Linked DNA regions of Homo sapiens: regions 1 and 3 are each linked to region 2. A link is a contact called in ENCODE Hi-C data. All regions are on one chromosome and are shown on one strand. The core of a region is the stretch at or near the end of the contact, and the rest is flanking DNA. Distances in the headings are between cores, read along the strand shown. Region 1 holds the start of MRPL30 (mitochondrial ribosomal protein L30). Region 2 holds the start of PDCL3 (phosducin like 3). Region 3 holds the start of COA5 (cytochrome c oxidase assembly factor 5).

Region 1 (3,308 bases), core at 714-3,213, 1.4 Mb after region 2:
CAGGCATGCTCCCTTTGACTGACCATTCCCTCTCCTGGAATGATCCTGATATTTACATGGCTAATTTCCTTATCTTTTTCAATTTTTGGGTCAAATCTCACCTTTTCAATGAGGTCAACCCAGATCACATCATTTAACATTTTCACCCATACCCCAACTGTCAACACTCCCAATTCCTCTTCACTGCTTTCTATCGTGCTTATCTTCTAACGTAACTTAATTATCTGTTAGGTTTTGTTGTTTAGTGCATGTACATTCAATAGCACGCTAATTCCATAGGAAAAGGGTTTTTAGATTTTGTTGTTTTGGGTCTGTTATATTCATAGAAGTATCCCAAACATCTGTGTAAAGCGGTATCTGCCCTATAGCAGACATATAATATATTTTTGCAGAATAACTGAAGTTTAAATATTTACAGACTTCTGAAGGTGTGATAGTCAAAAGTTACAAGTTTTTAGAGACAGAGTCTCGCTATGTTTCTGGTATTGAACTCAGCCTCAAGCAATCCTCAATTTTCCCAGTAATTGGAGCTAGGTGTGTGTCACCACGTTTGACTCAAAGAATACGTTTATTTTATCTTATTTATTTTTTTGAGACGGAGTCTCGCTCTGTCGCCCAGGCTGGAGTGCAGTGGCACGATCTGGGTTCACTGCAAGCTCCGCCTCCCGGGTTCACGCCATTCTCCTGCCTCGGCCTCCCCAGTAGCTGGGACTACAGGCGCCCGCCCGGACGCCCGGCTAATTTTTTGTATTTTTAGTAGAGACGGGGTTTCACCGTGTTAGCCAGGATGGTCTCGATCTCCTGACCTCGTGATCCTCCCGCCTCGGCCTCCGAAAGTGCTGAGATTACAGGCGTGAGCCACCACGCCCGGCAAGGAATACGTTTTAATAAAGTAAAAGTTACTGTTAATAATTAGGCACGTAACTCCTGGACCCTGAAACAATTACGCTGTCTTCTGTAAAACAGGAAAATATCAGGCATCACAGGAGAAGTATGATCCCATTTCTATTTTTTTAAATGTCTGTGAACGTGTGTAATCACAGAAAAACTCTGGAAGGTTGTCAGAAAAACGTTAACATACCCCTGGGGGTATGAAAAAAGGCGTTTTTCCTCCCCCTTCTCCCCCCCAGCGACCGATAGTTCTTTTGTCTTTTTACAATGAGCATGCATGCAACAGGAATGTTAAAAATCGATTTCTTTTTCTAAACCGACAATGTATACAATTATTAAAGGGGGAAAAACACTTCTGAAATGCAAAACATGGAATCACTCTTGCAGAGATACCAGAGATCTCTGAAAGCTGGAAGCGTGTCTCTTCTCTGAACTCCTAGTGCCTAACAAGCAGTAGGCAGCCCTCATTACTGCCTCTTGGCAAAAAGGGCAGAACAAACAGCTTTTGGTAGGTCTCGATCAAAATGGTAACAAATCACAGTTTTAATAAAATGGCAAATATTCTAACTGCCAACTCTTGGATGTTTGCATTATAAAATGAAGCAATACAAAGATAAAGGCAATTTTCTGTCTTCATTAAAAAAAAAAAAAAGCAACCTTAATACCCAGTGGCAACCCTAAGTTATGAATAAAGCAGCAGCACAGAAAATGCTGCTTGGGTTCCCTTTCCCAAGCTGTCCAGCCTCGGCGGCTCCGTTCTTGAGCTCCAAGAGTCTGGGCACAAAAAGCCGCGTGGCCCTGGATCCTGCAAATTGGGAAACGGGGGGATCCTGCAGGCCAATGGCCTTACGGGAGCCAATGTGACGGGATCAGGGGCAGACCCATTTAGGTTGCCGTAACCGGCCAATTCAGTACGCAATAGGGAAAATCAATTAGGATCTGCAGAGGGTTCCCGGATACACCTTGCGAAGAATGCCGCACTCTCCGCCACTCATTCCCCACTCACCGGCACCCGCTAAACCTTCAGCCTGAAATTTTCCTCCGAAGGGAAGCAGAGCAGAGGAAGAACTACCAAGTGCTACACTCAAAGCCTGCCGTCGCAGTGAGCGCGACCTCCAAACTGAGGCATTTTTGTTCCGGCGAAATCCCTCCCACTCAGGAAAGTCCCTAGAAAGAGAGCGCAGGCGCCTGGGTATCACATGACCACTTCCCGGAAGCGCAGCAGACCCGCTCAACTTCATCCTGGGTTGAGGCGGAGGAGAACTTCCAGAATTATGGCGAAGTCCGGGCTGAGGCAGGACCCGCAGAGCACAGCTGCAGCCACTGTGCTAAAGCGGGCAGTAGAACTAGATTCGGAGTCGCGGTATCCGCAGGCTCTGGTGTGTTACCAAGAGGGGATTGATCTGCTCCTGCAGGTTCTGAAAGGTGAGCAATGAGCCAAGGCGGGGAGGACCTGAGGAAAAGGAGCTGGTTCCTGCTGTGTCTGGGGTGAAGTGAAAGAGTTAAAAATGATTTTTCCACACCACGAAGAAGCAGTTAAATACAGAAGGTGGGATATTCTATAGGACAACTGGGCCGCTTTCTTTTAGATCTTTAATAGATTGATGTTACCTAGAAAAGGTGGGGAGGCTACTAGTCTAGATTTTAAAAGACTTAAGAGATATAAGATATAACGCAATGTAATATATAAGCTTTGATAGGACCTGGGTTTGTACGAACTTTAAAAGACATTTTTGGATCTATTAGAAAAGTTTGAATATAGATTGGGGGGCATTAAAATTATTTTCTTAGGCAATATGATTTTTTTTCCAAAACTTTCCTTAATTTTTAGAGATGCAGACCAAAGTGTTTTAGAAAGAGATGCTATGATGTCTTTAGTTAATTTTCCTTAAGCAAAAATTTCTTAAAAATCGAAGCTCTATTTGAGCAAAAATGCTAATTTTAAAAATTTCGGTGATGGGTAATAAGGGTGTTTATTATACGATTATTTTTAATTTTCTGTTTAAACATTTGCATTTAAAGCAAGCCAAAGTAAAATTATGTAGCGGTAGAAGAAGAAAAGTTTTTCTTAAACGGATGAGGTTCGGTGTGAGAAATGCGCAGGGTTGTGGAGGAGACAAGTGAGACTTTTCGTATTATTCAATGTTGAGAAATACCCAAATATTCCTTAACACCCAGCACAACCCTGGCTCACAGTAGACACTCAATATTTATGTATTAAATTGATAAGATCAGCTCCTGCTCCCCAACCCCCGACACTCCCGGTCTGGACTAAGCTCCCTCTGTTCTTTCTAGTTTAAGCTTCTTATAATTAAAGTGTTACAGAAGCTTTGGGGCAGCAGAGGGGAGCCCTTTATGGTTTGGTGCTTTGGTCAGAACTACAAACTCTACCGGCCGGGCGCGGTGGCTCACTCCTG
Region 2 (3,262 bases), core at 617-3,116:
GCCATGCTAGAACGGCTGGCCAAATCAGCCAGCATCAAAATCACAAAGGATCATTGTCACAAAGACTGATGTAAAAGTGGCTCTTAGATCTAGAACCCAGCTGCCCAAGCACCGGTTTGCATGGTGTGGCAAGAACACTGCTAATGGAGCTCAGGCTTGCTTTGGAATATGAAATCAGGAGCACTGTGAAAAGGGCACCGGGATAATCGGTCTCCAACCCCAACCCTGTGTAACAGTTCTGAGATACATCAAAAGAAAAATGAGGCCGGGCGCGGTGGCTCATGCCGATAATCCCAGCACTTTGGAAGGCCTAGGCGGGCAGATCACCAGGTCAGGAGATCGAGACAATTCTGGCTAACATGGTGAAACCTTGTCTCTACTAAAAATACAAAAAATTACCCGGGAGTGGTGACGGGCGCCTGTAGTCCCAGCTACTCAGGAGGCTGAGGCAGGAGAATGGCGTGAACTGGAGAGGCGGAGCTTGCAGTGAGCCGAGGTCGCGCCACTGCACTCCAGCCTGGGCGACAGAGCAAGACTCTGTCTCAAAAAGAAACAAACAAACAAACAAACAAAAAGAGCAGAATCCTTTCTACAGGGTGGTCAGGGAAGGCCTCAAGGGACCTGAAGGACAGGGAATGCAAAGGAGGCCAGGGCAGCCCTCAAGCTACCACTTCACCATTTAAGAGTGTCTAGGCCAGGTGCGGTGGCTCATCCTGTAATCCCAACACTTTGGGAGGCTGAGGCTGGGCAACATAGGGAGACCCCATCTGCACAAAAAATTAGCCCAGAGTGGTGGGTGCACGCCTGTGGTCCCAGCTACTCCGGAGGCTGACAAGGGAGGATGGCTTAGCCCCGGGAGGTCGAGGTTGCAGTGAGCTGTGACAGAGCCACTGCACTCCAGCCTGGGCAACAGAGCAAGACCCGGTCTCAAAAAAAAAAAAAACAGTGTCTGGCTCCTGGCAGACACGCCCTCCCCTCCAGCCCCTAATGCCTCCCTCCCCAGCAAAACCCGCACCCTCTCCTCTCCATCTGCCACTAAGCAGAGATTAGAATTTCTGACCACTGCGGGATCTTTGGACAGTGACAAAATTTAGTTGGCATAGGTTTTCACCCACAATAGTGCCCATTTCCATGGTGTTTTCATTCATTCTCCTTAGGCTTTAACCAAATTCCGCTAGTAAATTGCAGCTACAGAAAAATAATTTATTTTACCTATTTTAATAAAAAAAAAAAAAAGGACGAAACAGAGGGACCCTCGCGGGGAGCTCTGGAACCCGAGCGGTCAGATAGGGAACACGCCCCAAGCGGATCCCAGGGCTCGGGGGAAGAGGGTGTAACTAAGCCCTCACCTGGCTCTCAGTGGAGCCAGGAACACCGGCTGTGGCGCTGCTTTACGTGCGGAAGACCCCAGGCCGGACCCTCCGCTTCCTAACACCTCTGCCCAGGTGTGCCTTAGGGGAGTTCAGGAGAGGAGGTAACTTTTGTTAGGCGGGATCCGGCAAGACCTTCACAGGCCCGGGTGGGTAGAGACCGCGAGAAGACATAGTCCCGGAGGACGAGGTTTGGGGGACCCGGCACACCGAGGCGGGGACGCCCAGGCCGTGGGTCCTGGTGGGACCACGCCCGCCTCCCGCACTGCGCCTGCGCAGGGCCTGGACGCGCCGGGCCTCCCTCGTGCCTGCGGCGCCGGAGCTTCCCCCAGGGCGGGCGTCCACTGCCCGCCCGGGCCTAACGAGACAAAGGAACGGGCCGCAGCCCCCAGACCCGAGACCCGTCCTAGCTCACCTGCATCTTGTTTCCAGTTCAGTTGCTCAAACCAGCTGTGCCGCAGCGCCCCCGCCCCTCAGCTCTCTTTTGTGCACGCGCACAGCGCCGCCACGCCTCTTCCCCCAGCCCAGCCTTCGCCCCGCCCAGGGACGAGCGGCGGGGAGTAAGGGCGGAAGCAACAGCCTTGAGTCTGCGCCTGCTCTTCAAGGAACTGGCACAGAAGCGTTCGCATGCGCCAGATAGGATCTGCCTACTGTCCTGCTCGGAGTGCACTTGACCTGGTTCTAATTCTGGTGGCTGCCTTATTAGGGCTGGTCTTCAGCGGAGGAGGGGTGGGGCTGGGTGGAGGAGGAGCCCGGGGCCGTGTGCCTTTTCCAGCTGCCGGCCCAAACCTGTAAAGACGTCTCGCTCTGACTAGCCTAACAAGTCAGAAATAGAAAATTGCCTCTAGGCCGGGCGCGGTGGCACACGCCTGTGATCCCAGGCCGAGGCGGGCGGATCACTTGAGGTCAGGAGTTCGAGATCAGCCTGGCCAACATGGTGAAACCCCGTCTCTACTAAAAATACAAAAAAATTAGCCGGGCGTAGTGGTGGTTGCCTGTAATCCCAGCTACTCTGGAGGCTGAGGCAGAAGAATTGCTTGAACGGGGGAGGCGGAGCTTGCAGTGAGCTGAGATCTCTCCACTGCACTCCAGCCTGGGTTACAGAGCGAGACTCCGTCTTAAATAAATAAATAAATAAAAATGATGCAGGGTCTTCTGGAATTCACCCACGATCACTTCAGCCTTGGAAAAGGCAACTCATTAATAAGACATTGAGAGCCTGCTGTGTACCAGGCACCATTCTAGGCTCTGCAGATGCAGCAGTGAGCAAAACACTAAAACAAAGGTGAAAGTCATCTGCCGTGCCTGAGTATCAGGAGACCCATGTATGCAGGCACACAGGCACTGAGCAAAAAGCAGCAATCTGACTTGTAAAATGCAGGTATTGGGCTCCAGAGCTTCTGCCCAGGCACACTCCAAGTTTAAGAGAGCAATATTCCTACCTGGTATGGAAGGAAGCATCTTGCACACGTGGGCTAACTTGCTGCCTCCTGGCAACTAAGCGGACACAGAGAGTAGAGACCCACACACCTGTGAGATAGGCGCAGGGCTTCCAACCGTGGCTATGCATTAGAATCACCTGGAAGCCCTCAAAAACTAGGAATGTCCTGGGGCTCCATCCCCAGACAAATTAAATCCTTGGAAATGAGGCCTAGCACAGATACTTTCTTAAAGATCCTCAGGTGATGCTAAAGTGCACAGTCGTTGATATAGAGTGAATCAAATGATTGCTTGAGAGCAAGGAGTTTTTATTTAATTTATAAGGATCCTTAAGATTTTTCTCACTCATTTCAACTGAATTACAGGCCCTTTTAGGGATTTATTAATGTATCTGGCAGCACAATGTTTGTTAATGAATTTTCCTTGGGTCTTACCACCAAAATCAGGACTGG
Region 3 (3,494 bases), core at 158-2,657, 2.0 Mb after region 2:
CATCTGCCAGGCAGCAAATTCAAAGTCCATTTGCCGAAAGCGGAAAAGCCTTCTCAGATATTTGTAGCGTTTCGCTCCGGCTGTGTGTCTTGCCGCATCCCTGGAATTCAAGACTCCGTTCCCCTGCACTAAGGAATTCACTGAAGTACTCGGTAACATCTTCCTAGATGGAAGAAAAACATTTCTTTTACACGTATTCTGAAGAAACATTTGGCTACCGACACTCCTCTTCTGAGTTATTTGGCAGGGAGGTCACTTTCCATGTTCTTCCCAACCCTAGAGAAAGGCCAGGAGTCAAAAGCAAATGCAGTTAGTTCTGAGGCGGGTCTTGGGGCTTGGGAACCGCAGACTGCAACCTCAGGCAAGGGCAACAGCCCACCCTTCTGAATCACCTAATAACACTTATCCAGGGGCAGCTACCATTACAGAGACAGGGATGATGTGACTGCCCCATGACTCCGAGGATAGTGATAGAGCCAAGATTGGAAATCTGACTCGAAATTCCGTGCTCTTAACCACCAAGCTTTTAAGAAAATGCCTAAGAAAGCAGTTTCAGCCGGTTAGAACAGTGTTACTGAAGAGGTCAAATAAATGGCCTATTCACACAGATCCATCAGCGCACTGCCAGCAAGCTTCTCGGTCACTAGAATGAGATTAAAAAACCAAGAAAAACTCCGATCCCTAGTGTTTTACATCCGGAATAGTTCAGCAGAGGGAGCGGTAGCGTCGGAGTCCAATCCAACCGGTCCGAGCTCCGGGGAACGCCGGCCACTGCCCGGCTGCCCGTCTCCCCTCCACTTCGCAGGCCCCCCAGACGCCGGCAGGGTCTGGCCGAGCCCAGCTGCTCCCTCCCTGCCCGGGGCCGCGGGTACGGCTGCCAGATTTAGCAAATAAAAACACAGAATACCCAGCTCCATTTGGATTTCAGACAGGCCACGAATAAGGTTTTAGTATGCCTACATCCCACGCAACATTTCGGACATGCTTATACTAAATGCTCTTTCTTTATCTACGATGCAAATGTAACTGGGCGTCCTTTCATTTTAGCCGCAACTCTATCGCCGGCCGAGGGGCCGGACGCCGACATGGTCACTGCCAGGCCGCAGCGACGTCAGGCCGCAAGCTGTCGGGATTAAATGGCCCCCGGCGCGAGCCCGGGCCGCGGGAGGGCAGAGTGGTCCTCAGGCCTCACCTGGAGTCCTGCTACAGCCTCGACCCACGTCCGAACCAGCCCACCACCTCCTCCCAGCAGCCGACCCCAGCCGCCACCGGGCGGGCTTCCCTTCCCTCAACGGAGCCGGCCCTTGGGGCGCGCCGCGTCACGGGAACCGACTTCCGCCGCGGACGCGCCACCTCTCGGCCCCCGTAGTCCTCGGCCCTACCGCCGCGGCCCGCCGGAAGTTGTTGCCGCTGGCTTCCGGTCCCCTGAGACTGGGGCCTCGCTCGCTCCCGACCCGGTTGCAAGTGTTGCGGTGGGAGAAAGTCGCGTCCGCATCGGAGGGGAAGCGCCGTCATGCCTAAGTATTATGAGGACAAGCCGCAGGGCGGCGCGTGCGCGGGCCTGAAGGAGGACCTGGGCGCGTGTCTGCTGCAGTCGGACTGTGTGGTCCAGGTAGCGCGGCCGGGCGCTCCCGGTGGTGACGACCCCTGTCCCAGGCAGGCCTGGCTCGGCGGAGGGCAGCGGGTCGCCCGCGGCGGCGGTTGGAGTTAACCATCCCGGGCGTAGGTCACAGCTCGGGCTCACTGAACGTGCGCAGATCCACTGAGCTGTCGGAGCCCCAGTTCCCTGTGGGGTTAAATCGGAGATAACGATAAACGCACCCTGTCGGGTTTTTGTAAAGGTTAACCCATTTCAGTTCACGAAGCCTTTATTGAATGCTAGCACTCTACTAGGCTTTGGAGACATAAAGGAGAATAAGCCAGGTTTCTTGCCTGCCTAGAAATGATAATCTGTAGAATTAATGATTCCAGAGAGTTGCGTAAACCTGGTACACTGCCCTGGCCAGTAGTGTCTCCTGCCTGTTCAGTTGTGACAATGTGTGCTCAGTTTGACTTGTGTTGATGTGAATTTGTTTCTGAGTTACAGTTCTCTGCATTCTTGGATGTTAAGTTGTAAAAATAAGGCAACTCCATATTTTCACGATTTCGTATCTTGCTTCCCCTACACTCTTCCTTCACTCCCCGGCTACAGACACAGGTCTCCTCAGCACCCTCTTGGAATGCACTGAAACATGTAGTGAGGTTCACAGTGGACCTGAGTTCTGGATTAGAGCTCAAGTAAAGCACAAGTGCCTTTTCCAATTGCAGAGGCCCGACGAGAGGGCATTCAATTGTGTGCAATTGTCTTTGCATTGGGGGATGTAGTTTCAGAAAGTTGCTGTTATTTCAGAGAAAAGATTACCCCCAAATGGACATCCACTGTAAGACTGTACCAGTGTTTCTACCGAGTCACAATTTGTTTGGTTCACTGATTTTAGCAGTCAGCCATTCTCGCCTCCCAATGTCTAGTAAAACTTGAGTTATTATAAATTTAAGAGATTATCTCGCCCAACTTCCTTATATAAATGAGGAAACTGAAGTACCGTTGTTTTCAGGCTCCCCTGTCCAGGGCTGTGTCCCTTCTGCCCCTTACTCACTGGTGCTGCCGTTCAGCCAGCTCCTGGTAAATGCCTCTTAAGTGGCAGGCATGGTACCTGACACTGGTGATAACGAAGATGAATCAGTAACAGTCACTACCCATGTAAGCTTGGTGTCATGGGAGAAATAGACATCTAAGGGTCTAAATTCCTGCCATAAGACTGTAAGCATTTATTAAACATGTGTTTAATGACTAGATCTTGAGGAGAAAAATGCGTTAGCCCAAGGGAGAGCGTCTGATTTTGCTTCAGAATTTGGAATCTTCTGAGATGACATTTGAGCTGAGTCTTAAAAGTTGAGTAGTAGTTTATCAAGTAAAGGAGTGGGAACTGTTGTGGTTGTGGGGAAAATCTGAAAGAACAGCAAGTGCAGAGGCAGGGAGATGTGGGAGGGCGCAGAGGAGCTAGTGTCCTGCCATAGGGGAATGCGACAGAAGGCCTGAGGGGAAGGTTGCAGCCAGGTGTGAAGGCCTGTATGTGTGTCAGAGTGAGGAGACTGGATTTTATCCAGACGTTCAGCATCGGAAGGCCATGTTGATGAGTAGTCAAGGGAAGAAAGTACACTGAGTAGGACTGAGGAAAGAAACTCCAAGTGGAGGACAATAGCAGCAGCACAGAGAATTCCAAGCTGGCTTTCTGCAGCGGTTGATACAGCAAACATGTACGGAGCGCCAGGCTCCAGTTCAGGGAACAAATACTGATGAATGGAACATGGTCTCTCCAGTATAGAAAGCGGAGCTGTTTGGCTAGAATGCTGTAGGCAGAGATTATGGTTGGGACAGCTGGTACAGACTTTGCTTTTCCCGCCATTGAATATGTGGCCTTACCAGTGCTCAGTTTGGTCAGCCAGAAAACGTG

The links. Hi-C counts contacts between places; a loop is a spot of excess contacts on that map. Pooled maps may share reads with other maps.
Region 1: a map of OCI-LY7 shows a loop between it and region 2 (5-fold over the local background). The contact joins the promoter of MRPL30 here to the promoter of PDCL3 in region 2. A Hi-C loop is called at or near these places in 2 of 168 maps with a recorded cell type or tissue (OCI-LY7 and naive thymus-derived CD4-positive, alpha-beta T cell), 2 of 37 single-sample maps with no recorded cell type and 12 of 50 pooled maps.
Region 3: a map of B cell shows a loop between it and region 2 (20-fold over the local background). The contact joins the promoter of COA5 here to the promoter of PDCL3 in region 2. A Hi-C loop is called at or near these places in 1 of 168 maps with a recorded cell type or tissue (B cell), 2 of 37 single-sample maps with no recorded cell type and 9 of 50 pooled maps.

What each region holds. Positions count from the first base shown.
Region 1 is chr2:99,179,839-99,183,146 of GRCh38, reverse strand. It overlaps MRPL30 (mitochondrial ribosomal protein L30), which reads right to left and starts at 1,963. Exons shown (of 6, transcript NM_145212.4): 1 at 1,898-1,963. MITD1 (microtubule interacting and trafficking domain containing 1) reads left to right here and starts at 2,089. Exons shown (of 7, transcript NM_138798.3): 1 at 2,089-2,316. The coding sequence starts at 2,166. RefSeq lists a silencer at 1,582-1,754 and enhancers at 1,972-2,021, 2,042-2,271, 2,282-2,421.
Region 2 is chr2:100,561,597-100,564,858 of GRCh38, reverse strand. PDCL3 (phosducin like 3) reads right to left here and starts at 1,866. Exons shown (of 6, transcript NM_024065.5): 1 at 1,786-1,866. The coding sequence starts at 1,791. RefSeq lists a silencer at 1,540-1,879 and an enhancer at 2,325-3,121.
Region 3 is chr2:98,606,425-98,609,918 of GRCh38, reverse strand. COA5 (cytochrome c oxidase assembly factor 5) reads left to right here and starts at 1,407. Exons shown (of 3, transcript NM_001008215.3): 1 at 1,407-1,612. The coding sequence starts at 1,514. It overlaps UNC50 (unc-50 inner nuclear membrane RNA binding protein), which reads right to left and starts at 1,330. Exons shown (of 6, transcript NM_014044.7): 1 at 1,193-1,330; 2 at 1-163. The coding sequence starts at 159. RefSeq lists a silencer at 1,103-1,202 and an enhancer at 1,266-2,255.